Linked DNA regions of Mus musculus: regions 1, 2, 4, 5, 6 and 7 are each linked to region 3. The links are chromatin loops, found by intact Hi-C in ENCODE. Cell type or tissue: left cerebral cortex. All regions are shown on one strand. Links, peaks and the distances in the headings refer to the core of each region. The heading gives the core; the rest is flanking DNA.

Region 1 (4,354 bases), core at 49-4,048, 240 kb after region 3:
TACAAGCTGCTGGCAACCACCTGGACCCACTTAAAGCTGCAAATATGGAGGCTTTGTGAACAGTAACTTGCTATTGCAAAGTCGCATTGAGAGTGGACACTACAGGAGTAGAATGTTCCAGATCCTTCCCTTCTCTAGTCCCTTGAAAGAGGTTGGGCTAGGACAGGAGGGCCATATGTGGTACAGTGAGTTGGTAACCTGTGTGATGAGTTGTCCCATGCAGGGGTACAGCAGGGAGGACAGCTCAAGGACACATTCAGGAAGCCCGGCAGATAGGCCCTGTAAGTCTGCTGGCTGCTATTAGAGTCACAGTTTCTTGGGAAGAAAGGGATGGGGAGAGGCAAGCTTTGGATAGCTGCCTGGAAGCTGGGGTGGAGGGTAGACTGGAGGAGACAGCCCCCTCCTTCCAGCTACCATTGCGTGCTTTGTAAGGACAACAGCAACCCTGGATGGCAGCATCCAAATATAGCATCCCGGCTGTCACGCCTAATCCCAGGCTTGGACAAAGGCATGTCCCCAAGAGTGTGGGAGCTGTTGGGCCTTACCCTGTCTGCGTATACCCTACCCTCACTAAGCTGGAGTCAAGGTCAGCGTCTCTTGGCTACACAGAGGGTCCCCATGAGAGGGTCCCTGGAGATCTCTGGTAGATCACACTCAATCCACATGTTCCCTGTGCCTCAGTAGTCAGCCACTGTGCCCTGTGTCCTCAGCCCCCAGGGCTGGGCTCACTGACATAGAACAAGCCCCCGTCCAGACCCTGATGCCAGCACTAGCAAAAAATTCTGTGACTTTGCCTCGGATGCTTGCTGAATGTTAACACTGCCTCATCTCAAAGCCCCAGGAGCTGGTGCCTGACCAGGCCTGTTCTCAGAAGTGGCATTGTGCCCACCCTCCTGGTGGGGCCTCTCCGTGGGGAGCTGGCTTGGCAGCGATGGGTTGCATCTGTGCCAGAGCCAGCTGCATGTGGGGCCAGTGATGGATTTAGAAACTTCTCTTCCTCCCGGCCTGGCAGAGGTGCCCAGACTTCTCTCTGGCCCGGAACCTGAAGAGTGGGAATGGTGGAGAAAGGAGGACAGAGGGACACGGTGCCAGGACAGAGGAGACTTCTCAGGAGAGAGAGGAAGGAGCTGCAGGGATGGGAGATGAAAAGTCTTCTGGCTCATCCAGCTCTGCACTCGCCCTCTGTGATCTCTCTATAGGATTCCTCACCAAGTACCCTGGTCTGTGGAGGGAACACATATGCCCACTGTCACAAGGCTAGCCCACTGTGATAGCAGGGTACCATGGTTTCCTGCCCTCTGAAAAGCAAGCAAGCCTTCAGCCATCTTAGGCTTATCATGCGTGCACAAGCCAGCCATAAGAGACTGTAACCTAAAGCCTCATTTCATATGCCTTTAGTTAACATGAGATGTCTATGGATTCCAAGTGGTGGGGACTTGGCCTGACCTGTCTTGGTCTCAGTAGCCCCCCTGGATCCTGACATCTGCCTTGTTCCACATTCCCCCATTGCCATGGAACCTGCTTCTCTGCAGGCTGGTCTTAGCTATGGAAGTCTGAGAGGTCATCAAGGTTCAGGAGAGGAGCAAATATTTAAGCTACGACCAGCCATTAGCCAGAGGAGCCCCAGGCCTGGGTTTGGGCTGGAGTGTGTGGCATTATTGTACCCCACTCTCCTACAAGCTCGGTCTCAATCCCCAGAAATGTTAAGAACAAATTGCAGGCTCTCTGGACTGTAGCAGTCCCCTTGGCTGGGCATTTCTCTCTCTGGGAGCAGTGGAGGCTGTCCTGGGCTCTGCTCGGTGGCACTCCCTCTTAGCTCTGGGACCATTATCCCAGATGGCCATGTAGGAGTGGGGATTCCATCACAGCTCAGCAGTCATGCAGATGACATCACTTGTGGAGATGGATAACAGCAAACTCTGTTAACCGAGCAAGACCAGGGCCCTGTGAAGAAGAGGGATACCCTTCTCCAAGCAATGTGGCCCACAGATGTGTCAAACTACCCCTCTGAGAAACACATTCCCGATGTCTCCTCACCTCCACCCCCCACCCTCAGATCTTCCTTCTCCTGGGATCAAAGAGAGAGTCCCAGCTCTGACTGTACAGGGTGTGGGCTGCATTTCCCATAGGTTGGTGAGTTGAGGACTCACCACTGCAGACCAGGTGCTCACACAGAAACCAGGCTTCCCCAGGGATCCTCTGCCTAGGTCTGAAGGCTGTAGTGAGTGGTGCCCTCTGGTGGGCACTGGAATCTCAGCTGCCATTTTTATCATTGTTCTCTGGGCCTCTGAGTGCTTGCATGCATTGGGCATCCACAATGCAGCAGGGAGTCTCCTTCTTGCCACCCAGATCCTCCCAGAATTCCTTCTCCCATCTTTGTTCCAATTTTTGGCTTTGAGAAGAGAGAAGAGATGCCCAGTGGTGGTCAGCGAGTGTCGTGTGTGCACACGAGTGAGGGAAGTGACTTGAGACTGCAGAGGTACTATACCAGGCCTGTAGTGCTGTCGCTGGTTGCTGACCCCAGGGTCTTGGCAACCTCACCCGTGCTGCCATGTCTTGAACAACACCCTTGTACTGCCTGGGAAATGGCTTTGCTCCAAAGTCAGGAGCTCTGGACAACATCATCTTAAAATACTCATTTGCCAGCCACATGGTTAATGGAAGTCGCAGGCTGGCAGAGCATAGAGACTTCTTAACACTCAGCTCCCCTCTGCATGGCACAGCACAGCCAGGGATCACTTGTGGAGTGTCCTTCTTTTCCCTCCCCCCACTGCACATCCCACACCACTCCGTGCGACTATCAGAGAGACACAGCTGGCTCAGATCCCACTGGCGCTGCCCACGCTTCCCTAGCCTAGGAAAGTGTCAAAGTGCTTTAGTCCAACAACTAGCAAGGCTCCCTCATACATCTCCCAGAACCCAGGGAAAGGTGCCCTGGTGTCTGCTGCCTCCTACAGCACTGGGCATCTCCCTGGCTTGTCTGAATACCACCAATAAGCTGGGTGGGCTGCTTTTTCCTGCGCTGGAGTGGAGACCTTCTGTGCAGACTGACTGCCCGGGTAGCCCTAGCTGTTCACTCAATGTCTGACTGTGCTGGACTGAGCAAGACTTTCTGCAGTCCAGGCAGCAGCCTCTGCCCATGGCAGAAAGTCCCTGCCATCTGTTTTGGGGATCTTGAGTTCTGCCACCAAAGGCAGCAATCACTGCCCTGAAGGCCCCTTCCTGGCTGATGGGATGGTTTCAGGCCCCACAAGGAATGGAAGCATGTGCTTGCTGAGGGAAAGGGCCTCTTCATGAGAGAGGAGGTTTCAGAACTAGCTGTGTGCTAGGATGGTGTACATGCCCAGGAGGGAGGATTGTGAGTTTGATGCCAGCCTGGACTACATAATAAGACTCTGTCTCAGAATAATGATAAGTAGGGGAAGAAGGAGGAGGAGGGAAAGAAGTGACTTTTTATCAAAAGCTTTTCAATATCAAATGGTATTTTCTCCCTTGACAGGTTGAAGTGTGGTTTTATGACAGACTTTAATGTGTTCTGTACAGCTAGATGAAGCTTGTGGGCACTTTGCGGAGGCCTTCTGTGCCTCTCCTTCCTACCTACCTTCCTTCTCTTTCTCTCTTTCTCTCTTTCTCTCTTTCTTTCTTTCTTTCTTTCTTTCTTTCTTTCTTTCTTTCTTTCTTTCTTTCTTCCTTCCTTCCTTTCCTTTCCTTTCCTCTCTCTTTCTCTCTCTCTCTCTCTCTCTCTCTCTCTCTTTCTTTCTTAGGCAAGGTCTCATAAAGAAGACTGACTTGCAGAGATATATTTGCCCTGTATCTGGACGCTGGGATTAAAGGCGTGCAGCCCTATGCACAGGGCACTGTATATTATTTACATGTTAATTTGCTGCTCTAACTTACTTACTGGTTTTATAGTTGATGTTTTTGCTCTTGCTCTCTCTCTCTCTCTCTCTCTCTCTTTCTCTCTCTCTCTCTCTTTCTCTCCCTAGATTAGGCTCTTAAGAATCATGCCTGTTCCCCCACCCACCCCACCCCCTGTATAAGCCCTGGCTGTCCTGGACCTGTGTAGAACAGGGTGGCCTCCAGGTGGTGGGACTAAAGTCATGAACCACTTTATTTGGTGGGAGGGAAAGGAACGAGGACCCAGAAAACGGGTAGAGGTAGACAGAGAGGGAGCAGAGCCATGAGGGCAGAGAAGGAGGGGACAGAGAGGACAGAGAGGACAGAAAGAGAAGCTGGCTGGAAACCTGTGAGAACAGAGAGGGATCGAGAGAAAGAAGGGAGAAAGAGCTTTTGAATTTTCCTATCCATGTTATTGTATTTAATGTATCAGTAAGTTCCTTTTTATTGGTTTTAA
Region 2 (4,354 bases), core at 190-4,189, 210 kb after region 3:
AAGTTCCAAGATGCTCGAAAGCCTTGAGTATTTGGATTTTAACAGCAGCTCCCTTGAGAGACTTGACAAACTAATACTTAAAGCTGACTGTTCCAAGGTGCCTTCTGTTAGTCCTTACCTAACAGCTGTGCTTTAGAACAACTGGCCCAGTGACAGTGGCCCGAGTCTAGCCTCCTATTGTCCAGTGGAGAATGGCAAACTAAAAATAGTTGGTGTTCTTGCCAGCTGCACGTGAAGATGTCCCCGTTTGCCTGTGCCACTTTCCTCTGGCTACTTACTGGTGAGGACTGTGTTACTGCTGTGACTGGTGTTAGCAGTGTAATACCCAAAATGAATTCAAGACCACCCAGTACCTTCCCCCTTCAAAAAGGACTTTCCATACTGAACTAGCAGGCAAAGTACAGAGCCAGATAAGGAAGCTGGCTGACTAAACAAATGTAAAAACATAGTTTTAGTGGTCAAAATGACTAAGCTTACAGCTACCAAAACAATATTAGCTGTTCTCAGAGAAATAACCATAACAAGATTAGCAATTCTCTTGCCCCCCTACCCCACATGGAATTCCGACAAAGACCACAAACCACCTTTTGTTGCAAGAATTCCCCTGACGTTAATAGCTGTGACGTTAATGTACTATTACTTTGCTGACCAAATCATAATAACCCACCATGGGGGGCAAGCAAAGTGAGGGACTAGGCCAAAGGGTTACTTAGTTACTATACAAACCAACCAATGCCTGAAAGGGTTACTTGCTACACCAGTGAGAACCCTGTTGCTCAAATCTGCCCCTTACAAAGGTATAAAAAGTGTGATCTTTCTTTGTTCTGGGTCTCTCCTCTGGCCTACGTCCCTAACAGAAAGAAAGAAAGAAAGAAAGAAAGAAAGAAAGAAAGAAAGAAAGAAAGAAAGAAAGAAAGAAAGGAAGGAAGGAAGGAAGGAAGGAAGGAAGGAAGGAAGGAAGGAAGGAAGAAAGAAAGGAAGAAAGAAAGAAAGAAAGAGGGGAGTCCCTAACATGTTGGATCAATAAAAATCCTCATGCGTTTTGCAGCGATGGCGGCGGTCTCTGTGGTCCTTGTGAGTAAAGGTCTTTTGACGAACTCCAACAGCAGTTCTCCTGATCAGTCTTTTTCTATCTGGGGGTTATTGATATTCTTGGGTTTGTAGCCCTGTGGGTGTCTTTCACACTCTTCCTCCGGGACTACAGTTGCATAAGTTAGGCCCCTCAAAGTGGGGTCATGGTTCTAGTATTCTTTGTCCTTTTGTTTTTATAGCCCTGTGTGGCTGTGGTGGTTACGTGTTGCCGTATGCTGTGTGGTCTCGCTTCTTGCTGTCCCGCTCCTTCAGGCTGCCCTGGGACAGCAGCGGTTCTTTTCCTCTGATGCCTAAGGCTAGTCCTGCTCGCTCTCAGCTGCTCTGAGCACAGTTTGTTTCCCTCTACGGTAGCGGAAGCTGGGCTGCTCCAGACTGTGTGTGCACATGCTCTGCTGCTGCTGCTGTGCACTTCAGGGAGTGTCCTTACGTACAGTGTGAAGCCTGCCCTCTGCCTCTCTCAGATGTCTTCCCGAGGCGTTCTCTCTGTTTCTTAGATTGGTTTCTGGACTATGGCTTCCCTCATCCTGCTGAAGTCTGGAAACTTAGTAGGCAGCCCCAGGCTGCCTTGATTTCTTGTTCTCAGGGCTCCCTGAACTGTCTACTGTGGCAATTGCTGAGGTCTGGTTACTTTTCCGTGTATAAATGGGAACTGTATCCACTGAAGGTGTTGTACAGAAGTAGACCTGCTGACTTCTACCTTAATGCCTCTCTCCCTCTGACAGTCTTTTAACGCAGTGTCAGCACATGCCCATGTGAGAGGGGATCCAATGCTGCTGATGACCAGTTAGAAGTGAGCAAATCTCACAGACTGAAGATGCCAACCTGCAGTCCTAGGGCAGCCACACTAAGGCCGGGTGTCAACGAGTTGCATCCTTTCTGTGTGAATTGGGAGAAACTCAGGGCAATTACTGGGGAGCCTCACAGCCTAGATTCTGAGCTGCAGACATGAAAGGAAGGACTGAATGAGGCAGGGCTCAGCTGCTTTCCAGCCATGACTTGCCCGTACTCCCATGTCTGTCCATGAAAGGAGGCTGGCCTCCTGGCAGGGCTTCATAAGGTTCAAAACGAAGGGCTAGCCAAGCCAAAAGAATGTGTTCCCTTCCCCATGTCCCCTTGACTTTAGGACATGTGGGGTCCCCAAGACATAGGTTTATGAACCCCAAATGTCGGCTTGGCCTGTGTTCAGGATGAATACCAGGTTGCTGTTAAGGGTCCTGAGCGCTTGGCCAGAAGGTGGCAGCAGCCTCTAGCCTTGTTCCCCTTGCTGTGAGGAACGCTGCTCACCCACCAGTATTGTAAACCTGAGTGAAGTCTCTGCCAGTGTATGGGGCCAGTGATAGTCTGCTCACCTGCAGCGTGCAGAGTGCAGACCTGCTCAGTTAGTCTGAGCTGCTGCATCCATGACTCTCCAGGTCAGGCCTAGCCTGTACTTGGGGTATCTGCCCCAGGGTTCTCAGCTTGCCGGTGTTACATGGCCTTTCTTGCTCATATTCACACACCCAAGTCTCCCTTACCACTACTGGTCCATCCTGTGTAGAGTCATGGCCAGTAGCCAACCCCAACGGAAGTCTCACCTTTTTACCTAGCAATTCCTTTTGTCCCTAAATTCGGTATTCATGGACTCTGCTACCCTACCCTGGCTTGTCACCACCTGCTGTCAAGCACACCTTTGTCCCTCCAAGGAGCCTTGTTCCCACTGACCATCTTTCCTGAGGTTCCACTTCTTGTCCTACAGACGTTGGTTGTCAGGGCTGGTTTTGGCCACACCACTCCAGCACCCCACGGGGAAAAGGAGATGGGACCACGGGGTGTTTGCAGAGCCCACAGGATAGCTGAGGAACCCAGCCGTCAGAGCGAGGTGCTGAGTTTGGGGACCTGGAGACCCTCCAAGCCCATCCGGCCCTGCAGACATTCCAGGAGGCTCCCCTCTAGTCCCAGCCGCGCTCCAGCCTCAGGTGCCGCCCGCCAGCTTCCGCCCTCGACAGCCGCGGGCGTGGGAGCCGCAGTGGGCCGGGCGCGGTCTCTCCTTAGCTCCCGCCCCCGGCGCGTCTCCAGCGGGCGCAGAGCTCGGCAAGGCGCTGGGACGGTGGGGCTCTGCTTGCCATGGCCCCGGGCCTGCGGGGCCTCCCGCGGTGCGGCCTCTGGCTGCTGCTGGGTGAGTAGCCCGGGCTGCAGCGTTGGTGGTGACCTGGGGCCGGGAGGGCAGCACCTGAACGCACCTTACTCAGGGCATGGGGTCTGGGCAAGACAGTAGAGTGGTGATGGGGGCGGGGGAGGGGGCGCTGCACCACCTTACGCTGCCACGGAGACGAGGTGGCTTGGGCACATCATCCAGCGGGCCATCCGAAGGCATCAGCAACTTTTGATCATACAATGGGCAGCTTGCTTTCCGGGAGGGATAGGGTCGCGGGGTTCCCCTGTCGGCACTTCAGTTCTCCAAACTGATGCAAGCTCCCTGAGCCAGAAGCAGCTTACAGATGTGCAGTCTTCAACCAGAGCCACAGCTTAGGGATCCGGACACTAAGGACAACTGGAAGCCTGACTCTCACCTACAACAGTTGCTGGTTGAGACTATTATTTCCACGGAGGGTGGGAGGCTAGGGGTGAAGGGTGGTTGTTGTTGGCGTGTGTGGCTAATAAATATTAGAGGTGGCAGACTTGCTTGGGATTTTGTTTTAGATTGATCAGAAACTGTAGCCCAGGGGTGACTAACAAGAAACTGCCCATCTCAGTTCCCTTGTCTGTAACGTTCTCAGGACCCGGGGCTGTCATACCTCTTGGACATAATTCAGGTACATAGCTACATTTTAACGAAAGCAAACAAAGAGTCGGTCCAGTGTCCCTGGAAGGGCCTGTGGCTTGATGATTCTTGTGGTCTTTTCCCATACCCATGGTATTGGTCAGAGGCACCTGCTGCACAGGCTCTGGTGGTGGCAAAGGCTGCCCACTAGTGCTGTTTATAGCCAAGGAAGCAGCTTGGGGCAGTGTGGCCTGTCCCCGGTGACTGGGCAGGAACAGCACTGGACACCTACCGTTTGCAGGGCAGAGCTCTCCTGTTTTTAATCCTTGCCAGGGAGTGCCAGATCTACACTTTAAAAATCTGTTTCTGTGTAATAGAATCTAAAGGTGGATTTGCCCCTTATATGTGTTGGCTAAACTTGCGTGAAAATCAAAACCTTATAATAATGTTGCTGTCTTTGGCTATGTTCAGATCCTTTTGGCTTGATGTGAAATTTTAGCTTCAGTTTCCTAAGAGATGAAC
Region 3 (4,354 bases), core at 81-4,080:
GGCTCCAGTGACTTTAACAATACATCTTCATCTTTTTCCTGTAACATGACCTCCCCTGAAGACTGGAGCCCTGAGCAGGAAGAGGTGTATGCACCAAATTCCCTTCCCAGGATTCTGCTACCTAGAGTCCGGGTTCCCCCATTACCACTGGGCTTGTGTCTAGGAGTATACTGGTGTTCCGGATGATTTCAAGCAACCGGATCCTCTCCCAGGGTGGACCAGGATAAGCCAGAATCCAGACATTTGAGAAGAGCTGGGGGTGCATTCCTTCTCTGTGTTCCGAGTTACCCCATGCCAAAGGTCACTTGGGTAGTCTTCTCCTGCAAGATCCTCTCTTAGACCAGTCTGTCTGCTCACTTGGACACCTGTCTGCTCACTCCTAAAGGCAGCCCCTGCCTGGCTGGCCTGTGTGATTATGTGTGATTCAGGTGCTGAGAGTTGCCTGCTGTGGGAGAGAAATTTTCAGGGCTCTAAGAAACAAAGGATGTGTTCTCTGGGCTAACATGGGATAAACTCTACTTCAGCGTTGATGAGGACCCACAACTCCAAAATTCAGATTGTAACTAGAACCATTGCTGCTGGCGGTGGAAACAAGACAGAGCAGTTCCTAAGTCATTCGTGTGTGTGTGTGTGTGTGTGTGTGTGTGTGTGTGTGTGTGGCCAATTTCCAGACAGTTCATCAACCTTGGGCACTGGCAAGAATTCTCACTAAGCCAGGTTAGTATGTCACATGGACATGCACATAACTTCCAGGGCACCCATTCACCTTTCAAAAGAAGTCAGAACTATGCCAGGCTTGGGGACACACACCCATAATCCCAGTACTCAGGGAGTGAAACACAGTTGGGGGCGGGGGGGGGGCAAGATAGCATTGGGTTCATAGTGAGACAATAAACAAGGCAAAATTATAAAACTGGGTACAATTGCAAGGGCTGCGGAGCCTATGCAAACCCTTCTCAACCTCTGTTCAAACACTGCATGACAGAGACTTTCTGTTTTCATAGACAGCTACCCTATGAGAGCTTCTTGCTATCCTATGATCTCTAGAACTTCCTACCCCATTCCCCACAGGAACAGCTGGACCTACTGCTGCCTAAACATGTGTGAGCGTTTTGTGAACACTTTCCAATGTACTTTTAAATATATGCATGCGCATGAGTCTCTGTGTGGGTTCTCGCATGTGCGTGCAGCACTGTGGAGGCCAGCAAGAGGGCTTCAGATCCCCCACAGCTGACGTTATAAGCCCCACACTGGATCTGAAGAACTCGGCCCCTCTGGAAGAGGAGGAAACACACTCTTAACCCCTAAGCCATCTCTCCAGCCCCTCTTTATTACATTATTATTCACTCATCATATATGCATGAACATATTTTTTGCACACACTTGCCACAGTGCGTTTATTGAGGTCAAAGGAATCCTTCCCCTCTGTGGATTCCGGGGATGGAGTCCACAAAGCTTGGCATTGTCTTTGTCCCCTGAGCCATCTTATTAGCTATCTGTTTGTGACTTTCAAGCGGTTCTCCCGGCTTGCAGCAGAACAGCTAACTGCTTGCACGGACATGTGCCCCTGTTCTCTGTGCACAGCCCATAATTGTGGGCCCCATTGCCAATATATCCAGCTTTCTAGCAGTAGGAACCAGATGACCCAGCTCTGGCCAGCCAGGCATGCTGGTGCTCCCCCGGGGACAGCTGAGCTTGGGCTTCCTTGCAGAGCAGTGGCTAAGGACAAACAGACTGATTATCATCTGCACTCCTCTCTTCTGCAAAGTTCTAATCTCCTAGCCTTGAGATAAACAGAAGCTAGGGAGTGTCTCTCCCCGAAACATTTATCCTGCTTATCTCAATGTAAAATTCCAGTAGTGGTTTCTGAATGCCAGGCTAAATTCCTCCGCTCAGCCATCAATGCTTGCACGTGGCTAACAGCCTGCGCAGCAGAAAGAAGTCAGGAAAAGGAAGCTAGGTGCTGTCCCAGGTAGCCCCAGCAGGGGGAGACAAAGCCCTGCAGAGGAACAGGTCACTCCCCAGTCAGGGGCCTACCGTAGGGGAGGAACACTGCAAGCCAGGCCAGAAAGGATCAGGAAAAGTCAGAGAAGACCTCTCCCAGGAAGAAATGCTTATGTAGACACAGTCAAGAGGACAGGGGTGCCCTCTTTCTGGGAGCAGAATGAACAAGGTAAGGCCAACTGCCTGCTAGGCAGGGGATGCCATCAGCAGGCAGACTGAGCTGAACAGGCAACAAGAATGACAGGTGCCAGCTGGGCAGTACTGGTCCACACACAGCGCACAGCTGGCAGCAGGCAGATGACAAAAATGGGCCCAGATGGTTTGTCCAAGCTTGTGTCCATGCTGTAAGCAAAAGGGTGCAGAGCACTTGGGACCAAACAGCACAACTCCAGTCGTGCTCCCACATCCTGGAACCAAAGACTTCCCCATCCAAGTAGTTCCAAGTACCATATAGAAATAACAAGACTGGAAATCTGCAACATGGTTCACCTAAGAATCCAGTATGGAGATGGAATAAGCAAGAAGGATATTTAGTTACACTAGAAAGAAGAAGGAAAGGAAGAAAAAAGGAACAGAGAGCCCAAGAGGACGGTTGCTGAGCTCTGACAGTAGGAGGTTGTGGTGACTTAGGGGGCTACAGGACTTGGGTTCTGTTCACAAGCTGCCAAATCTCTCCTGAAATCCACTTATCCACCTGCTGTGTATACTTTTCTCTTACAGAGTTTTGTTATTGTTGTTGTTGTACTGAATGTAGTATTGCAAATTCCTTACCCAGTAACTGTAGCTGTGTGATTTATGGGTTTGTTTCCTTTGCTGTGTTTCTGGCTTTGATTTTGCTCTTGCAGTGCTAAAGATGGAACCCTGGGTCTGGCACCTGCTGGGCAAACACTGTACCACACTGGGCGTTGTTTCTCTTGCTCATGGTCTCATTTTTCTTGCCACTCACTTCCACGCTAATGGCCCTGCCCAATCTTGTCAAGAAGGCAGAAACAAGCTGCCCAAGCAACTTTATTTTTCTCTTCCTTTTACCTCCAAACCCAGTGCCTTTGCCTTGAAGTCCCGTTTGCAGGATACCTAAAGAGCAGAGGGCAACCCCCAGCAAGACTTGCTGGATTATAGTCAGAGAATAGGAAGGCGTCATGTATTCATGCGCATTGGCACCCGCTCAGCTCAGTGTTGACATAAATTATAAAAAGAGCCCTCCCAGTGTTCCAAGAAATCCCTATATTGTTGCAGGAGTCACATCTTCATCTTCGTTAGCGACTACACCATGCAGCTGAATGCACAAGGCAACCCTAGGGAGAAATGAGCGCATGACAATCAAAGCCATCTTTATACGAAATCCTGGGGAAAATAACTTCTGGAGAGATGGTGTTTTGAATCCTTAATTTATAAACCTGAAAGAAAAAAAAAACAAAAAAAACCAATTCACTGAAAACTCAGAGATGGGCAGTAAACACAAGCCCCCTAGTGTGCACAGCCCTGGTCCAGCCCCCACGGAAAGCATCAGCAGACCCGTCATCTCCAAGCTTGGCAAGGGGGTGGGCACATAGCACTTCCACATGCTGCAGCTCACGCACCAGGGCAGCTGTTTGCTGAGAGGCAAATGGGAATGTCCATCAATGGGCTCCGGCAACAATACAGCCTTTGACTCAGCAGTTGCCCAGGGAGAAACCGTCCTCATCTGTGGTCACGCTCTCCAGCGCATCCGGAAAGGCCAGCGGGCGCAGTGACTCAGCCCTCTGGTTCTTTTGTTGCTCCTAGCTTCCCTAATGCTGACTGCAGCACTGCTCACCCTCACGCCTGCCTGACAAATCATGCTTTAGGAACTCCTTTTGGAAACTTTGTGCAGGGAGCCACATCAGGCTGCAGAGTGGGAGTTCAGATCCAGCTGGGTTGTAGTCATCACCTGGGAACTAGATGGAGGAATGGATAATGGTCTGAGCCTTGAGGTCACAGGCTTTGCCACAGGGAGCCACCTAACAGGCTGGCTCTGGAGTGAGCCTTCTTAAATACCTGTGACCCTCCCAAACCTGGAGGGTGGGTGGACAGAGCCACACTCACTTCTGAATAGCCAGAGCTGCTGTGCCTGTAGCCACCTGAAGGACAAATGTGGACACAAGGGCTCCTCCAAGAATAATGCTCACAGCCAAGGTCACAGAGAGCCACACGGGGCTGAGAGAAGAAGGGCCAGAATAAAGGAAGCCCCGTCTCCTGTAGAGAATCTATGCTCTCCTTTCCAACCCTTGTGTGTGTGTTTGCAAAACAGCTGTAAAAGCCCCACTAATGGAATTGCTTAAACAGCAGAACTCCATTGCCTCAGAGCCAGAAGGCCAGAAGCCCAAGATCA
Region 4 (4,354 bases), core at 114-4,113, 48 kb after region 3:
GTCTCAAAACAACAAACCAAAAACAGTGACTGAAGACTTTAAGGGGAAGTCTTGCAGAAAGGAAGAAGTGGAGTTTTTCATAAATTAACAGTGAGCAATGGATGAGAGGGAGAGCCAAGCAGATGCAGAGAGGCCTCGGAGAGGGCACACGTGGATGGCAGAGACTGCGCTTCTCCCTGTGTAAGGTGCCTTTAGCGGCCTAGCAGGGTCCAGGAGTGCTCAGAATGGAGCCCTTAGTGCCAGCCCTGGTTTCCTTTACCTCATCTCCTCAGAGATCCCCAGAAGATAGGACAACAGAGCAGAGGCAAGGCAGTTGTATCTGCTGAGTGGGAATGTGTGTTTATCTACTATGAGGGGGGAAGGATATGTGTTTATTAAGTAGGGGATACACACTTATCTACTGAGTGGGAGATATGCACTTATCTACTATGGGGGGCAGAAATGTGCTTATCTACTACGGGGAGGAATATGAACCTATCTACTGAGTGGGGGATATGTGCCTATCTACTATAGGGGGCATGTGTTATCTACTGAGTGCAGGGAGGGGTAATATGACCTTATCTACTGAGTTGGGGATGTGTGTTTATCTACTATGGGGGGAGGATATGTTTATCTACTAAGAACGGGATATGCACTTATCTACTGAGTGGGGGGCATATATGTGCTTATCTACTGTGGGGGGAATATGTATTTATCTACTAAGTGGGGGGATATGCACTTATCTACTATGGGAGGGATATGTGCTTATTTACTATGGGGGGATATGAATTTAACTACTGAGTGGGGGATACATGTTTATCTACTATGGGGCATATATGCACACGTCTATTGAGTGGAGGATATGTGCTTATCTACTGTGAAGGATAAGCACTTATCTACTGAGATGGGGGATATACACTTATCTACTATGGGGAGGATATGTGCTTATCTACTGTGGGGTGCAGGTGTTATCTACTAACTGTGGGGGTGGATATGTGCTTATCTGCAAGGTTGGTAATATGTGCTTATCCACTGTGGTAGAGGATATATGCTTGTCTACTGAGTGGAGAACTTGTGGCTTGTTCTCTTGGTCCTGGGACCCACCCATTACATCTGTACAATGAAGCCGGCAATAGTGTGACTCAAGGGTGGGTGCAGCTGCCAGGGCACAGGCATCTTTCTTCTAGATTTTGTTGTAGCTTTCTAAAATAAAAGTGAATTTTCTTTTAGCTATTGACAGTCAGTGGCAAGATGCAAAGGATGCTCCCGGGTTTGGGATTTTTGTTTTATTCTTAAACCTTTGGGTCCTCTCTTCCTGTCATAGTACAGAGCATCACGAACAGCTGACATTACCTGGACACCAGTGGCCTCACCTGCATCCTCAGAATGAGCCGTTCTCGTCCTCGTCTGCATTTACCTATTTGTTCTTTGACTCCTTCTTTCTCCCATTCAACAAAGACATTTTTGACTAGACTCACAGCAACATAACGGAGCCATAGAAAGACAATAGGAGTCCCAGCCAGCACCTGTGCCAAACACTTACATTCTCCATACTTGGGAGGTTGCGGTAGGAGGTCTAAGGCTGGCCATGCTACATAAGCAAATTTGAGTCTAGCGTGGACTACAGAGAAAGAGCATCTTCAAAAAAAAAAAGAAAGAAGGAGAGAAAGAGAGAGAGAGAGAGAGAGAGAGAGAGAAAAGGAGGGTCCTTCATCTTCAATGACCCATCTGTCCACTGTGAAGATGACATTTGCCCAGGCTAAGTATATGAAGACCGGAGGGGCGTGGTCAGTGCTGAAGCAGGAGACCAGGCTGGCAAGGTGGCCCTGGAAGAGGATGGTGCCACTGGGGGGCTGAGCAGGAGGCTTGGCAAGTTGCATCCTCATCAGATTGCATCGTACAGCCCCATGTGCTTTGCTGAGGACTGAATGAAGGCTAGAGGAGAAAGAAATGTCAAATGAGCCAGGGTCCAGCCCTCGAGTGAGGTGTGCATTGTTTCCCCTGAAGGAGGGTTAGCTTGCTGGAGTTCAGAGCATCTGAGCATTTGCTTGAAGCAACTTTGGGACAGAAAGAGATTTTCCTCAAAAACTTGAACACAGAATTACTTTGCACTCTCTCAATATCACTTCTGGAAACAGTGTTTCAAGGAGATACTTATTCAGCAGCCTTCACTTAAGGAGTTACCTGGGGAAAAACTTAAGACAAAGTCCCATGTATAATTGTTACCTGAAGTCATAAAACTTCCTAGATATATAAGTTTAAGGGAAAAAAAGATCTATACATTCAAAACTATAAAACATTGAGGAAAGAATTCCAGAAAGACACTAATGGCTGGAAATGTTTTCAGTGCTCATGGGTTAAAATAATTCATACTGGGGCTGGAGAGATAGCTGAGCAGTTCTGCTGTACTGGCCAAGAATGCAAGTTCAGTTCTCAGCATCCTATAGTGGTTTCAACCATCCATAACTCCAGTTTCAGGGGATCCAGCGCCCTCTTCTGGCCTTCATGGGCACTGCATGCACTGGATATGTGTGTGTGTGTGTGTGTGTGTGTGTGTGTGTGTGTGTGTGTGTGTGTGTGTGTTGTGTGCGCGTGCATACAGGCAAAAGCACTCTCAGACATAAATAAATGTAAACATTTCTTAAGAATCAATATTATTAAAATAGCAATACTACCCAAAGCAATCTAATAGAGTCAATGCAATATCCATCAAAATTCTACTGGCATTTTCCACAAAAAATAGAAAAAGAATTCCACAAAAAATAGAAAAAGAATCCTAAAATGTGTACTAAACCACAAGGAAACCAGAAGAGCCAAGACAATCTTGAGCTAAGGGACAAAGTTGAGGTTCTCACCATCTGATTCCAAAACCTATAGAAAAGCTGCAGTCACAGTGGCAAAAAATACCGGCATAAAACTGGACCCATGGACCAGGAGGACAGAACAGAACATGCAGAAAGAAACTCCTGCATTCACAGTCCACTGACACTTGATGTAGATGCCAAGGCACACTATGGGGAAAAGATGGTCTTTTTAAAAATGGCATCGGCGAATCCGGATGTCCATGTGCAATAGGCTGGGTGGTGGTGGCACGTATCTTTAATCCCAGCAGTCAGGAGGGAGCAGCAGGTAGATAGATCTCTGTCAGTTCCAGGCCAGCCTGGTCTACAGAGGGAGATCCAGGACAGCTAAGGCTACACAGAGAAACCCTGTCTTAAAAAAAGAAAAAAGAAAGGAAAAGAAAATGCTGAGCTCACAAAAGCAGAGAACTGAACCGTGGTTAGCAGTGCCTAAGAGGGAGGGTGTTCTGGGACTGAGCGTAGTGTCTTTCTCATGAGATGAGATGCTGTGCAGCTGAGAAAAGAAGGCAGTGCCCAGGATGCTTCTGCACCCCAAAAGGACTTCCAAGAGAGAGTGGCTATAGAGAGTGCTCAGAGCAGCCCACAAAACTGCAGCATTTGTGGGGATGAAGATGTCCGGAATTAGATCATCCGGAATTAGATGGCACCACTATGAATTCACTAAAAGCCCTTGAATTGCATCCTTGAAGTGGTGGGACTGTTAATGGGCAGTTACACCTCTGTGTGCAGTGGACAGGGTCAGGCAGCATGCCCACTCCCCTGCTGGGGCCTCTGCAGAAGATGTGGTTGTCTAGAAATAGCTCTGAGTCAGCCGTGATGTTTAGAGCCATTTGTCACCTCAGCCTCATGCGTTTGGAGTTTGTCACTCAGCCGGGCTTGCCACCAGGGCGTGTGGGGTGGTGCACCACTCATGGATTTACCGAAAGTTCTTGAATTACATGCTTGAAGATGGGTGTGAGAGTTGGCCGATTGTACTTCTGAAAGCTGTTCAGGCTCACGTAGTCTACCTCCTTTTCTTCTGTGCCTGCACTCTCCTTGGGAACTCTCCAAGGAGAGTACTGTTTGGTTTGCCATGAAAAGGGGGGAATAGGGTGCTGCTCTGTGCCATGCTCCATGCCCCATCGATACAGTTTTATAACACGGAAGCCTTTTAGTATAGATCTGGTGACCACCACAGCGATGGCTCCCTATGTGGCCCCACTTCACTCAGTAGTGACATGGGGTCATTGATAGCATCCCAGCAGGTGATCTCACCCTGCCACATGTGCTCACTATTGGATCAGCAGCCCTAGAGGACACCTGGAGGGAAGCCTGTCTCCCTGGCCTAGGCTCTTATTTCCTAAGCCAAGTCTCAAGGACCAGGACCAGGAGCAGCCAGTATATTGACTCCCCCATGGGCGCCTCTGGAGAGAAGCAATTGCAAGAAGTGTCTCTCTAGAAACAGCTCTGAATCGGCCTTAGTGTTTAGAGTCATATGTAACTGCAGCCTCATTCCTTTGAGTTTTGTCACCCAG
Region 5 (4,354 bases), core at 195-4,194, 110 kb after region 3:
ATCTATCAAAGCAAAGCAGGAAGAGTGGATCACTAAGAGCTGCCTCCCTGAGGTTTGCTAGTCCTTCGTGGGAGACTTCTGCACTCCGTTGTGGGTTACACTGACATGAGTTACGCAGACATGAATCTTCGGGACACAGCTGCTTCCGGCTGCATTGTCCAGGCCTTACCCAGAATCTAACTGAGCCGGGCAGGTCACTATCCTCTGGCCTGGCGTTCAGCCTTCTTGAAATCTCAAGTTTCCATGGCACTAACCTAAGATTGAACACAGGAAAACTGCCCAGAGAAGCAGTTTACCATCAAGCCATGGGCCTCACGCCACAGGAGGGAATGGCACAGGCACCATGCTTGTGTTTGATGAGTTGCAATGGGGTAGGAGGCATGTTGGCAGGTGTGTGTGTGTGTGTGTGTGTGTGTGTGGCACATGTGTGTGGGACGGAGTGCTTTCTGTTGCCCTGGGGTTACCCCCATTCATTCCCTTCAGTTCCTCTGCAGAGAAGGCTCAGTGTGTTCCTGGATAAGTGCTGCTCTATGGTTTGTACCTGCCCTGTTAATTACACTGATGTGACCTCTTCTTTCTTTGTTGAAACAGACTAACGGTTATGACGGAGACTATTGTGGATCCCAGTCCCTAAGTAGAAGATCTGGCAGGGTTAGTACAGCGAGCCTGCATGGCACGTGCTCTGAGGGGTCGCTGCTTCTGTGTGTCTAAAATACATTGCTAAACTTAGTTACTTTGCTCTTTTTGTGTTACCCTGGCTCCTTTTACCCACCCCCCCCCCCCCAGCGCATTCTAACATTCTCAAATGTTAGTATTCAAGCATTCTTAGCATGATTCGCATTCTAGACGTTAACGTTAAGAAGCTGATAAGCATTCCTAAAAATACCCAGGATGCAGAATTGGCTCGTCCACTATTGGCCTCCCTTATATGTGTCTGTTGGTGATTCAGCTCTCACGTGGATGGAAGACCACCATTTTCAGTTTCCCAAATTTCAAGCTTGCGAGTCTAATGTTTACCTTAAATGCATGCATGAGATCCTGTACTTTTCTGATGAGAGAAAGGAAGGGAAGAGGGGTCAGAATTCTGATGTTTTGAGTGCTCATGGGTGAGAGTGGAAGGGTGAGAGTGAGGGCAGACATCCTAGTGAAGAAACCAGAGCCAGAGGGAGGCTCAGAGCACTGGGGAAGGCCTGGGATCTGTCAAGGATTGTTGGGCCTTTCAGAAGGTTAAATTGGGCACATTTTAATTAAGCCTCATGATCCAAACAGATTAATCTGAGTTAAATGACCTAATACCTTCCTGTTCTTAATGTCATTTTTCCCCTTCTGGAAATAAGTTTCTTGTATAAGATTTAATTTATTTTAATTATATTAAAATAGCATTTAGTCACTTCCATTCCATTTCTAAGCTTCAGATTACATACATACACACACACACACACACACACAGAGAGAGAGAGAGAGAGAGAGAGAGAGAGAGTAAGCCAACAGTCTCGGCTTTCCCAAACTGGCTGAACAGGTTGCTTGAGCCTTCTGGAAACCTGTTTAGGATTGCCTGTGCTTTTTTTATATGTCCCCTTCTAAGCTTCTCTAGTTCCAGACTTCAGAGACCTCCTAGTGCAAGCCTTCTGTCCTGTCACCCTTTACACTGACACCTGAGCCTTTAAAGTACCTCGGGGACAGAAGCCTGGAGTCACCTGCCTGTGCAGGGCCTTCAATAATGTTGCCAACTGTGCCCAAGTTGTGGCTGCAGAGCTGGCTACCACAGCCACAACGTTTCCATGTTGACTAGCCGTAACTTTAACCCCAAGTTTCACCATAACTGAAGGTATTTGGTAGCTCTTAGATCCAGCTTCCTTCCAATGCTACCTTCTTTGTCACCCTGTCTGTCTGTGGCTCGGGGTGGCAATCGAGCTGTGGGTCATACATATATTTAGTACTAATTTGCCTTATGATTTAGTTAAGGTTTAGGCAGTGCTTCTAAAAGTCAAATCCAAAATAGCCTGATGATAAAACTGTTCTCAGAGTGAAAGTAGATGTAAAATTGGTTTAACAAGGAGCTAGAGAGAGTCACATGACTGACGCCTTACTTCATCTAAGTCACACTTAAGAAACTAAACTCGGGGCAATCTGGAGGAAAGTGTGAGTGGGATGGAGGAGCTTGGCAGATGTGAAAGAAGCAGACACTTGCCTGATAAGAGCCTGGGAATGTCTGTCTGCTCTCTGCTTGATCCTTTGTGTGTAATGTCACCGCTCCTGTGCCCTTCCCCCACATTCTCTGTGGCCTGATGCTTTACAGTGTATACTCAAGGCTCCCTACCCCCACCCCCACCCCCACCTCCCTGCTGCAGGCCTGGGAGCTTCTCAGCCTCCCTTACCTCTCTTCATCGAGGTGCTGGGCTAGGCTGAAGAGAAGCTGACATTTCTTGCAATAGAAAGAATTTCAGTTACTTAAGGAGTTATGCAGAAAGGAGAGAGTTGAGCCTACAAGGGTTTGACATGAAATTCAGTAAGCAACTGGCTAATAATAGGCCATTCAACTTCACTCACTTGCTAAGAGTCACTCACTTGCTAAGAGTTTGCGCTGCAGACTCTTCATGTGAGCCAGAGAGCTCCTGGGTCCTAACACTGGTGTGCCTGTACTTCCCTTATGAGTGTAAGGAGGCACTCACCGCTTACACAGTCTCTCTCCTTTGGTGCTCAGAATTCCAGCTTCAGCGGCGGTGATGGCCGAGTCTCTACTTTGTCATCCTGCAGAGAGGAGAAGTTGGTTGGTTTCCATTTAAATCTTTCACATCCTCTCTTCAGAGACTGCAGGTTCTGTAGCATGCATCCTTGTACGTGGACTTCTGCTCCCCCTCCCCCCAACCTAGTTCACAAGCTGCTCTTGAAATGATGTTCTACTGAACTTCTGAGGAGTGATTTAACATTCAACCTTGCCCCACTGACCTGTATTTAATGTAAACTGTCACATCCTACCATGAGTGAACCAATGGGTTGCTTGTGTATATTGTCTTCCAGTTAGAACTGATCCAAAGGGAAAACACTTAAAATAGCCTGGACCTTCTTACCTTCTTTCTGAAAATGATACTAGGCATTGTGCACTCTGTCAGGGATGGTCAGACCTTGGCATGGAAATCCAGTCTGGTCTAGCTATCTGTATACACTGATAGGCGTTGACCTGGACAGGTGATTTCTATTTACTGAGGAGTCCTACCAGCTGGGGCTGACGTGTCCCAGTTAAGGTTCATCTACTCACCAAACCAGGGAACCAGTTTAGGTAGGGGGGAACTGAGTGGGCCCAGATAAGCCAGCAGTATGGGAACCCCTCCTGAATCTTCTTCCTAAAACACAGCCCATCACTGGCCAGGTCCCACTATCCCAGGAAAGGGTCATCAGAATTGATATAAGCCTTAATAAAGAGGAGAGGCTGGAGGACAGCTCAGCAGTTAAGAGCACTGGCTGATCTTGCAGAGGACCAGAGTTCCATTCCCAGGAGCCACATGGCAGCTCTCTGCCGTCTACAACTCTTGTTCCAGAGAATCCAGCACCCTCTCCTGGCCTTCATATGCACCCGGCATGCACATAATATACTTATATATATATGCAGAGAAAACATCCAAACACATAAAATAAAAATAAGTAAATCTTTTTTTTTTTAATTTAAGAAATAAAAAGGAAACAAAAAAAAAATCCCTAAGGGATTAAAGGCTATCCCTAGGTAAAACAGAGCCCACGACCAACTCAACTCACGGAGCTGAAAGCATCTGTACTCCGGGAATTACGTCAGAACTAGAGCTGGCTGCTCAGACATAGACCACGCCATTCTCCAGACTGGATCTCAGACTCCTGATGCTTAGCCTGCCAGCGTGCCTGTCTGATTCACTTTTGTTGTGTAATGCCTAACCAGGGGGTGAGACAGGAGGCTGTCCCTGGTGAAATAGCTATTTCTTAAGCAGAGTTTCCTCCACCAAATCTTAAATATCAGATCTCAAATTACAAAGACTAAAAAAACGCATCATGATCTTGGTGTGCATGTGTGTGTGTGTGTGTCATTCACTCATACACTGACTTAAAGTTCTAAGTATATCTGGTATAACCATTCTGGATCTGTCAGTGGGCTGCTGTTTCTCTAACCATCCTGCCCTCCCCCTGCCCAGCAAGTGCATGACAAAGGCTGTTTTGCCTGGTGTGTCCAGTGCTAACCCACCTGTGACATGGAGTGAGTTCACCTCTCCCCATCCGTCTGACCTGACTCAACTGTTTTCTCTGATTACAGGGACTCTCCTGCTCCAACCTTGGCCTTCCCAGCAGTGGCCTTGCTTCCAAACCCCTGTCTACCCAGAATGGATCC
Region 6 (4,354 bases), core at 186-4,185, 65 kb after region 3:
CTGCCTCTGCCTCCCGAGTGCTGGGATTAAAGACGTGCGCCACCACACCTGGTTTACAAGAAGTCCTTTACTTATTTACTTGTGTTACATTATTTTATGTGCAACGCACACATGCACACATGACCCTTCCAGAGTCACTTCTCTTTCTCTGTCCTACCTTCCTCGGGATCAAACTCAAGTCATCAGGCTTGGTAGCAGGCACCTTTATGGGCTGAGCTACTTCTCTGGCCCCAAAAGAAGTTCCATGACTATTTATAAGTCAGGTGGCATATTCACAGGGTAAGATAATCCTATCTCCTCCCAAACCATGGTAGACTAGATCTTCCATTTAAGGTACTTCTTCCCATAATTCTCTTGAAAAGTCTCAAAACCACAAAGCAAATCATATTATCCAACTTTTGAGGTCCCTGGCGAATGGGAAGCATCTGTTGACTGTGTTTCTGATAGAGAAGGAATAGCCTAACTGTAATTTCAAGGATGGTTAACCATAGGGGGCATCCTGACTGACAGGAAGATACAATTTCCTTGGCTCCCTCACATCTGACTTCCTACCTAACCAGAAGACATAAATACCAGACTTTCAGCATCTTTACTTGGTTTCCTCTCATCTAATTTCTTACCTACTGGCTCTCAGTGTCATTCCTATATCCGTCATTAACATTCAGTGTGATGTGTGACAGTATTTGTGGTAATAATGTCCGTATTTGTCTATTGAATAATTGACCAGGTCGGCTGCATAAGGGAGCGCTTTAGTCATTCTGAGCAGATGCACTAAGACCTGAGGAAAGACACTGGCTGTGGGGTGCAGTGGCGTGGTATGAATGGAGAAGCTACTCTGGGGATGAGCGGAGAGGGAGAGGATGTAGGGGACAGACTGAGAGTAGTCTTCATATCTGCTGCATGTGGCCACAGCCGTTTGTGTGGGCTCTGAGTGGTACCAGCCACAAGTATCACCTCCGCTTTCCTGTGATCAGCCAAGCCTCTGCAGTTGTCTCTACACAGCCTCTTCCTCCTGGTGAGGGGAAGAATAGAGTAGCTACACACAGCCTTCTGAGTTGGTACTGGATAGTAGCACCCTCTGTGCTCCAAGAAAGGTGTGTAGGAAGAAGACCCTGGGAGTGGAGGGATGGGAGCTTGCTTTGGACTTTTGTGGCCTTTGAGATACCTTTGGGACTTCTGGGCCAGGCTGAGGTACCTGGCTGGCGGCTGCTGAAGCTCCTAGAATTTAGAATTAGGAAAGAAGATCTGCATGCAGTGTCATCTAGGCCATGTTCAAAGCAGGGCCGTGAGAGCCCAGGGGACAAGAGCAATATAGGAATCTACTCCGCAGAGCCCGAAGACTCTGAAGCGCTCCGAGTGGGCCTGGGATGCAAAGGCGCCTACCCCTGTGCTGTCTTTCTTTGTCAAGTTCAAAAACAGGCATGCTGCAAAAAATACAGGAAGGCTATTCCAAGCCGCGTGCAGGAGTGATTATAGTGATTAGCAGGAAGGCACGATTTTGCAACAATTACTCATAATTTTTCTTGTAATGTGTTCCTGAGACTAGATCTCACACTCTGTCCCAGCTAGCATGGAATGTGCTGGGTGGTCCTGATTGGCCATGGACTTGTTACATTACAATCCCCCTACCTCCTCCGAGGTTGCTAGAGTCAGTCAAACCTACTAAGCACTTAGTTACTAAGCACTTCTGCTCCAAACCCTTCCTCCTCCCCCAACTCCAGCTCTGGGCAGCCTCCCTGCAGTCCAGCCTCCCCCAGAGGGCTCTTCTAACCTGACACTAGAGGGCAGAAGAGAATTGCCCAGCACAGCTTCATGCTTCCTGCTTCTCGCAGCGTTGCTCTAGCAATGGGGAGCTCGGTCGGTTACCTCTCTAGTGTTTCACATCCTTCCAATAACTTTTTTTTTTAATATATATATATTTTTTTTTATTAGGTATTTTCCTCGTTTACATTTTCAATGCTATCCCAAAGGTCCCCCATACCCACCCCCCCAATCCCCTACCCACCCACTCCCCCTTTTTGGCCCTGGCGTTCCCCTGTACTGGGGCATATAAAGTTTGCAAGTCCAATGGGCTCTCTTTGCAGTGATGGCCGACCAAGACTTGGAGTTTGTTCTCAGAGCCTGGTCCACTCCATGCTCCTGGGGTCCAGTTACTCAAGGCTTGTCTCTAGCCTTAGCTGTTTCCAAAACACTGCCTCTGCTTTCCTGGAGCCTTTTGCCTTGGGCAACCAAGCTGCCTGCACCTGCTCACTCACCTCTTTAAAAATAGCTCCAGGGCTTTCTTGTGCTGACTAGACAGTGGTTGTTACACTGTGTCAGGATTGAAAAGATACACTTAGTAAGTCTCACACTTCACAAGTACGTTTGCCAAAAGTTTGCAAAAGGATTGGGTGTAACGCCGTTTTGTTTTGTAAATTAGAACATTATTCGGAAAGGGCCCCTTGCCTCCCTAAGGAGCCAGAAGCATCCTAACACAGGCGGAAACAGGCAAGTACTAAAAACAGCTGCAGCCTAATTAATTAATTGCAGTTTCCTGTGGTTGGTTTGTTTTTCTTTTTCTTTTTTTTCCTCTTTCTCAGAGAAGGTTTGGAAGTCTCTGGAAACACACAGGAAAGGTTTTTCCTTCCAATTTTTATTTCTTCTTTTTCAAAGAACAGGACGGAGGCAAATGAGCCTTGTATTACATCCCTCTTTTAAAATAAAAAAAACCATCCTCAAGCTCATAGAAAATATTCGAGAGAAAAGGCAGTGAATGAATCCTACCATTCATCAAAGCCCTCCCTCCCCTCGGGACTCAGGGAAGAAGAAAGACCCAGAGGCAGATGGAGGACTCCTAAGTCTTCCAGACGCAAACAGGACTGATAAGCATGTGAACTCACAGAGACTGTGGCAGCATGTGGACCTGCCTAAGTCAAGCCAGACAGGGTCCCAGCGCTGAAGGGCACTCATCTTAACCAAGAAGCTGGCTCCAATTGATGCATGCTTGCAAAGGAGTCTCACCAGATATACAAATGACAGTTACGGGGAGGCCCAGTGCCCAGCAGTAGATGGCCAACTCAGAATGTTTCCTGTTCTCTCTCTCTCTCTCTCTCTCTCTCTCTCTCTCTCTCTCTCGTCTGTTTTGGTTTTGCTTGTTTATTTTCTGAAGAGAGAAAGAAGGCATGAAGCTGGATGGATGAGGAGGTTGCATCCTATCACAGTCTTATCATAAATGCCATTGCTCTGTGTGTGTGTGTTGCTCTATCATCTATGGCATATGCCTTTGAGACTGGGTTTCTCACTGAATCTGGAGCTAGGCTGGTGACTAGAAAGGGCCAGCATTCCTCCAGTCTCCATGTCCATTAGTGTGGGGTGACAGGCACCCTATAGCCTTGCCTTTTATATAGATTATGGGACTTGAACTTGAGTCCTCATGCCTGTGTACCGAGCACTTCTGCCCACAGAGCCTTCTCCACACCCCATCATTGCTTAATGAAAGAAGACAATGTTGATAATCTCTTCCCCTGGCTGGGGATATAGCTCAGCATTTTTCACAAACTAGGTAAGGGATGGGGGTCTTCCATCCTTAGTCCTCGTCTTCAAGTTAAATTGGCAGTTGCCAATGTGCCACACCAGCTGGCCACGCCCAGTTGGCTGTTATTTCCCTGGTGGTGGTAGCCTGAATATGCACATGGAGTTGTCAGTGAGATTCTGCTTTTGGGGATCAGCTGTCCAGAGCCAAGAGGTTGGCTCCCTGCACTCTCTGAGCACTTCTCCCCCACAAGATTTCCTAGTTTTTTCGGTGGCTGATTTCATCTGGAATCAGTTGGGATTCCACCATCCTCCCCCTATTTTCTAGGGGAAACCTTGCCTGGCTTGCCTCTTCCTCTCTTTGTAATGTTAAATAAACAAGAGTGTGCACTTGCTTTTTAAAAATAGTATTCCTTAAATTGTGACGAAATAAGCACAACAAAATTCCACCATCTTTCCCGCATCCATTGTCTTCTTGCACAACTTAAAAAACATCGGCTTCCTATTTTCTCCTCACCCAGCCTCTGCCCCAACAGTGCCACCTTCTGTCCCTGAGACTCTGACCACCAATGGGACCCTGGCTAGGGTGTGACATAGCATTTTGTGCTGAGCAGAAGAGGGACCCTGGGCTTGATTCCCAACAACCCCAAACCAAAATTAAAAACTTCTTAGAACCACATGTAACTGCAGCCATGCGATACTTTACAGACAGACCTTAAGGTCCTCGTAGTGTGTACAACTTTGACCTCCAGGTTCCTTTCTAAGGCTAACAGCATCCCGGTCTATGGACCATCTGTTCTTCATCTATCTGTGGATCACACCCATCTACAGCTTTTGCATTTAA
Region 7 (4,354 bases), core at 192-4,191, 280 kb after region 3:
TTTGCTTGCTTTTTTGGTTTCTTATTTGTTTTGTTTGTTTCTTTGCTTGTTTTGTTTTGAGACAGGGTTTCTCTGTGTACCCCCCTTGATGTCCTGGAACTCACTCTGTAGACCAGACTGCCCTTGAACCCACAGAGATCCATTCAATCTGTCTCTAAGAGTCATTTGTCTCTTTCCTTGCTGTTCATTAGTAGCCTGTCTCTGGGACTGAATGCCAGAGACAGATGGGCTGGATTCACATTCAAGTTCAGTCATGCTGGGCAAAATACTTCTGTGCTTCCTGAAAGCTGGAGCTAACAGAAAACTGTTAACTAGGGCTGTTGTGAGGACTATATAAACCAGTAGGCTCTTGGTAAGTCTTAGGTGAACACATGAGGCTCCCTTATGAAATGGACCTAGAAGTGACTCATCTCTTTGCAATGTTGAGAGTCAGGCGTATTGGTTCAGCTGTTCCAGCTGTATCTGCCTCTTCAAGCCCTTATCTTTTCTCACCAGAACTTTGCACAAACTCATGCAGTACTTGCCCAATAACACTGGTTCTGAACACCTGCCATGGGTCCAAAGAAGAGCGGGGAGAGCAAGAGGGGGTGCCGGGGTGAGGAGCCGTAAGAAAGTGCTGTTTAAGCTTAGGAAAACAAGACAAGCGTTAGCTGAGCAAAGGTGTTTTCCTGAAAGAATGAGGCAGCTTGTCATAAAGAGTTCACTTGAGTACTATAATGGCTATTCCTGGTTATCAACTTGACTATATCTGGAATGAACTACAATCAAAATTGGAGGACACACCCGTGATCCAGATGTTAAGGCTGGAAGACACAAGTTTCTGATCTGGATCACAATGAAAATCCCTTAATATAGAGAGACATTCCATAAGCTCTGTGACTCTAGAGGACGCTGATTAATACCAGTACCATCTCTTCTGTGTTTGCAACCTCCCTTAGATCAAAAGCCTTATTTGTTTGTTTATTGAGACAGGATCTCACTATGTAGCTCAGGTTGCCCAGGAATTCACTATGTAGACCAGTCTGGCAGGTCTGCCTCTGCTTCCCCAAATGCTAGAATTAAAGCCGTGTACCACTAGGCCTGGCTGCCTTTTACCCTTTCTATCTGTGCAGGAGTGTGTATCTGATGGAAGCTTGAGCGTGTGTAGCCATGTGCCACATGGGGTGGTCAAAGGATAACTTTCTTCCACTTTTTTGTTTGTTTGTGTTTACAGGATCTCATTGAGTAACCTTGGCTTGTTTGGAACTCTATGTTATCTAGGCTGGCCTCCAACTCCTATGTGCAACCCAGCTCTGCGGGGGATCTCTTCCCCTCAATGGAAGTCAGGGTACTTGGTCCTAATCTGAGGACTCCTCTGCCTCACATCTTCCCGAGTTTGGAAACAGGTCCTCATGCTGACAAACGCTTTACTCCCTGAACCCAAGTGCCTCATTTCAAAAGAAATCTTAGGGTCTAGGGTGTGGGGGGAGGGGGGAGACGGGGGGGGGGGGGAGGCGGGGGGAGGGGGCGGGTAGCTCAAAGGTAGTGCTTTGCATGTGAGACCTCCTGAGATTCATTCCCCAGAATTGCTAAGAAAATCACTGGAAACCTGACGCTCCTTGTTCTTTTCCACAGAAAATATCCTCTTTCCAAGGCCCTACCTCTCTAGGAGTCTTGCCGAATTCTCTCCCAAAGTAGGCTATCTCCAGTCCCACAGGGACTGAGAATGCATACCACACGAGCTGCAAGTAGGATGCTGCACATGGAACCCCAAGGCCTCAGGAGGTAGGGTCTCTCTACATATCTCTGGCTGTCCTGGAATTCACTATGTAGACCAGGCCTTCCTCTTGTCTCTGAGCGCCGGGACTGAGGTATGCGCCGGAACTCCCGGCCTGAAGTAGATTTTTAAAAGTGCATATAGGAATATGAGAAATTAAAAAAATAAGGAGCAGGAAGAGTGTCCTCACACCCAGCAGCCACCTCTAACTATCCCATGGCCTTAACGCAGCTGCAAACCGGTCGGATTCTTTGCGTTCAGGAATGGTGCCGGGCACAGGAACTTAGCTCCACCAGCAGGCACTGCACTAGTACGATATTCCTAGGGAAGCAAGCCGCTAAATGAATGGAAACAAACCGGAAGGCCGCTAGGCGGTCGGGGATGCTTGCGCTTCGGTGACCAATCAGCAAAGGTCTTGACACATGGCCCACCCTCAGGCCGTGCTCTTCACCAATGAACGAGGGCCGACTAGTTGACCTGTGTATGTCCTGTGACTGTCCACGAGTGGAGCTGCCAATAAAGTTCTTTTGTAGCTTTGAATTTTTTTTTTAAAGTGCCCACTGCGGTCACGGCGCAGTCCCCGCCCCGCCACTTCCGGTCTCGCCGCCGGGAGCCGGTGCGGCTGTGAAGGCCAGCGCGACTCAGTGCCGCTGCTCCGCCGGGCATGGTTTTGGGTGCCGGCTCGCCTCGCCTGACTCGCGGTGCTCAGGTAAGCTGGTCGCGCGGGCTGGACTGAGGCCGAGGCTCCTGTCGCCGAGCGCCAGGCCGGACCGCGAGGTCGGCGGCTGACGGGAAGCGCTGGGCGGGCAGCGAGCCCCGGCGGCTCTAGAGGGCCGGGCCGAGGCGGACCCCGTGCCGCCGCCCGCAAGGTCACGGTGCGGAGCTCGGGCCGTCCGGGAGGCCGAGGCCGAGGCCGCGGCGGGGAGGCCGCTGCCCCTGAAGGGAAGCGGGAGGTGGACGCGGCCCGCCACGGCGACGGCGGGGAGGAGGGGCGGCCGGCCCGCCTGGCCCGGTTCGGTCCCTGACCCGGTTCCGCGGCGTGTCACCCGGGGTGTGGCCTTCTCCTCGGCCGGCTCAGTTTCCTCCGTCTCCGGTGGGCATTGGACCCACTCCTCGGCGCTGCCGGTGGGTTGGAGTTGCTGGGGAAGGCTTCCCGGAGGGGCTCTTGGCCTGTGGGTAAAAATCTGCTCTCCTTAAGAACCTAGTCGGGCTTGGCGGTGAAGGGAAAGAGGGCATCCCAAGACCTGGTTATCAGATTGAACCGAAGGTTCCAGAAATGAGCAGGGTGGTGTTGAAAAACAGTGAGGTGGCTGGGCCTGGTGCCGAGGCTTCCTAGCTGTTTGGGCCGAATGTGGGGAGCTGGGCAGTAGGCAGAGTCATAGGAAATTAAGGATAGTGATTGTGGGGAGCTTCAGGAACAGAATTAACAGGAGTACCTGGACAAAATTAACTTGATATTCAGTACCCAAAATCAAAGATGAGCTCCAGAAGTGGTCAGTCAGTAAGCCTGGCAGGTTAGATACCCTTGGACACTCATGCTGTACGGTTTAAGTCCCGATCTGTTTCTTTCAGCTTGGAAGGTTAAACGGCCCTAGTGGCCCCTAGTTCTCTTAAATGGCTTAGATTGGAGCTGTCAGTGAGGAGTTAGCCTCACTGTGAGCCAACTGGCCCTGCATAGGTCACACCAGCCTGATTTCAGCACAGCACATAGGAATGCTGAATAAACATGACTTGATGAGACTGGTAAATAACAAGTTGCAGTCCTCTTTGGATGCCCTAAAAGTTGGTCCCACCCAGAGGAGGAACTAACTGGGCCAAATACAACTTGTGGAGTTGGAAACTGAGCATGCTGTTCAGAATAGCTGATCGGTTCCCAAAATACTGCCTTAGTCACAGTGTGATTTTCGAGCAAAGGGAAGTTTGGGTCAAAGTGGGGTTTTCCAGAGGTGGGACGTGTTGAGGAGGGAACGAGAATTCTGAGGCAGCTTCTACCCTTTTGATAGTTTGAGTAATTTTTTTTTTGTTTGATCCCTTTGTGGAGATTTAATTTTCTGATTGTGGGGACATTTCCAAATGGAGACTTTGGTTTATTCCCTCCCATGCTAGTGAAAGTGATACAGATGATAGAAAAATAGGTGGATACTCTAGTCTTACCTGCCTTAGAATATGCGTGTTGGGTTTTCTGTGGAGACACCACTCGTGTTGTTTTCTACTCTGCACAGTCTTTGCACAACATGTTCTATTGGAAAAGCCTACAGCTTACTGAAGATTACAAGCTAGGATCTACACCTCGAAGAGTAGAGCAGGGTACGCCCATCCTCTGCCTCCGATAAAGCCCAGTGTAGAAGAGCAGTGGAGAGCATTAAGAGAGCCGGTGGGCAGCCATGGCAGGTCTGAGCAGCACAGTGCAGGTCCATAGGGTGAGGAGCAGCTCTGTTGTGACCACTAGGGGACTGCCTGCCAAACTCTGAATGCCTTTCCGTTTTCCTTTTCACCATCTGCCTTACTGATATCAAAGGTGAAAACCTGATGGCCCTCATGTGGAACATACACCTCTGTCCCAGTGGTACGTCGGGTTGTTATCTTGGACCATTGTCA

What was found. Peaks named below come from ENCODE experiments on the same cell type or tissue, not always from the same donor. Only the 100,000 strongest peaks of a DNase experiment are listed, where the experiment ranks them.
Region 1: a loop joins it to region 3, with 2.5 times the contacts of the local background. A loop is called at or near these places in 13 of 42 quality-filtered maps.
Region 2: a loop joins it to region 3, with 2.4 times the contacts of the local background. A loop is called at or near these places in 7 of 42 quality-filtered maps.
Region 4: it touches region 3 in a loop (2.4-fold over the local background); 13 of 42 quality-filtered maps call a loop at or near these places.
Region 5: a loop joins it to region 3, with 4 times the contacts of the local background. A loop is called at or near these places in 15 of 42 quality-filtered maps.
Region 6: it touches region 3 in a loop (2.2-fold over the local background); 13 of 42 quality-filtered maps call a loop at or near these places.
Region 7: a loop joins it to region 3, with 4 times the contacts of the local background. A loop is called at or near these places in 16 of 42 quality-filtered maps.

What each region holds. Positions count from the first base shown.
Region 1 is chr1:91,209,105-91,213,458 of GRCm38, forward strand. All of the region lies in intron 2 of Ramp1 (receptor (calcitonin) activity modifying protein 1), which reads left to right. Among named protein-coding and RNA genes, the nearest start is that of Ramp1, 31 kb to the left of the region's middle. In left cerebral cortex, for the core only: CTCF peaks have their summits at 2,235 (motif pointing left) and 2,957; DNase peaks (open chromatin) are centred at 411, 918, 1,861, 2,238 and 1 more place; H3K27ac peaks cover 3,248 bases.
Region 2 is chr1:91,176,894-91,181,247 of GRCm38, forward strand. It overlaps Ramp1 (receptor (calcitonin) activity modifying protein 1), which reads left to right and starts at 2,929. Exons shown (of 3, transcript NM_016894.3): 1 at 2,929-3,247. The coding sequence starts at 3,196. In left cerebral cortex, for the core only: a CTCF peak has its summit at 2,319 (motif pointing right); DNase peaks (open chromatin) are centred at 2,352, 3,070 and 3,974; H3K4me3 peaks cover 1,671 bases; H3K27ac peaks cover 1,775 bases.
Region 3 is chr1:90,971,460-90,975,813 of GRCm38, forward strand. No RefSeq gene overlaps it. Among named protein-coding and RNA genes, the nearest start is that of Rab17, 4.0 kb to the left of the region's middle. In left cerebral cortex, for the core only: a CTCF peak has its summit at 1,983 (motif pointing right); DNase peaks (open chromatin) are centred at 1,970, 2,970, 3,201 and 3,685; H3K27ac peaks cover 493 bases.
Region 4 is chr1:91,019,023-91,023,376 of GRCm38, forward strand. It overlaps a transcript of Lrrfip1 not described here. Among named protein-coding and RNA genes, the nearest start is that of Lrrfip1, 32 kb to the right of the region's middle. In left cerebral cortex, for the core only: a CTCF peak has its summit at 2,444 (motif pointing left); DNase peaks (open chromatin) are centred at 2,449, 3,360 and 3,660; H3K27ac peaks cover 1,179 bases.
Region 5 is chr1:91,084,355-91,088,708 of GRCm38, forward strand. It overlaps Lrrfip1 (leucine rich repeat (in FLII) interacting protein 1), which reads left to right. Exons shown (of 25, transcript NM_001310732.1): 8 at 592-651; 9 at 2,705-2,770; 10 at 4,280-4,354. Among named protein-coding and RNA genes, the nearest start is that of Lrrfip1, 33 kb to the left of the region's middle. In left cerebral cortex, for the core only: no CTCF peak of the experiment used is centred there; DNase peaks (open chromatin) are centred at 2,119, 2,696, 3,563 and 3,860; H3K27ac peaks cover 1,815 bases.
Region 6 is chr1:91,036,443-91,040,796 of GRCm38, forward strand. It overlaps a transcript of Lrrfip1 not described here. Among named protein-coding and RNA genes, the nearest start is that of Lrrfip1, 15 kb to the right of the region's middle. In left cerebral cortex, for the core only: a CTCF peak has its summit at 1,777 (motif pointing right); DNase peaks (open chromatin) are centred at 973, 1,508, 1,721 and 2,311; H3K27ac peaks cover 329 bases.
Region 7 is chr1:91,247,973-91,252,326 of GRCm38, forward strand. It overlaps Ube2f (ubiquitin-conjugating enzyme E2F (putative)), which reads left to right and starts at 2,332. Exons shown (of 10, transcript NM_026454.4): 1 at 2,332-2,465. In left cerebral cortex, for the core only: a CTCF peak has its summit at 2,110; DNase peaks (open chromatin) are centred at 2,184, 2,895, 3,062 and 3,535; H3K4me3 peaks cover 2,198 bases; H3K27ac peaks cover 1,453 bases.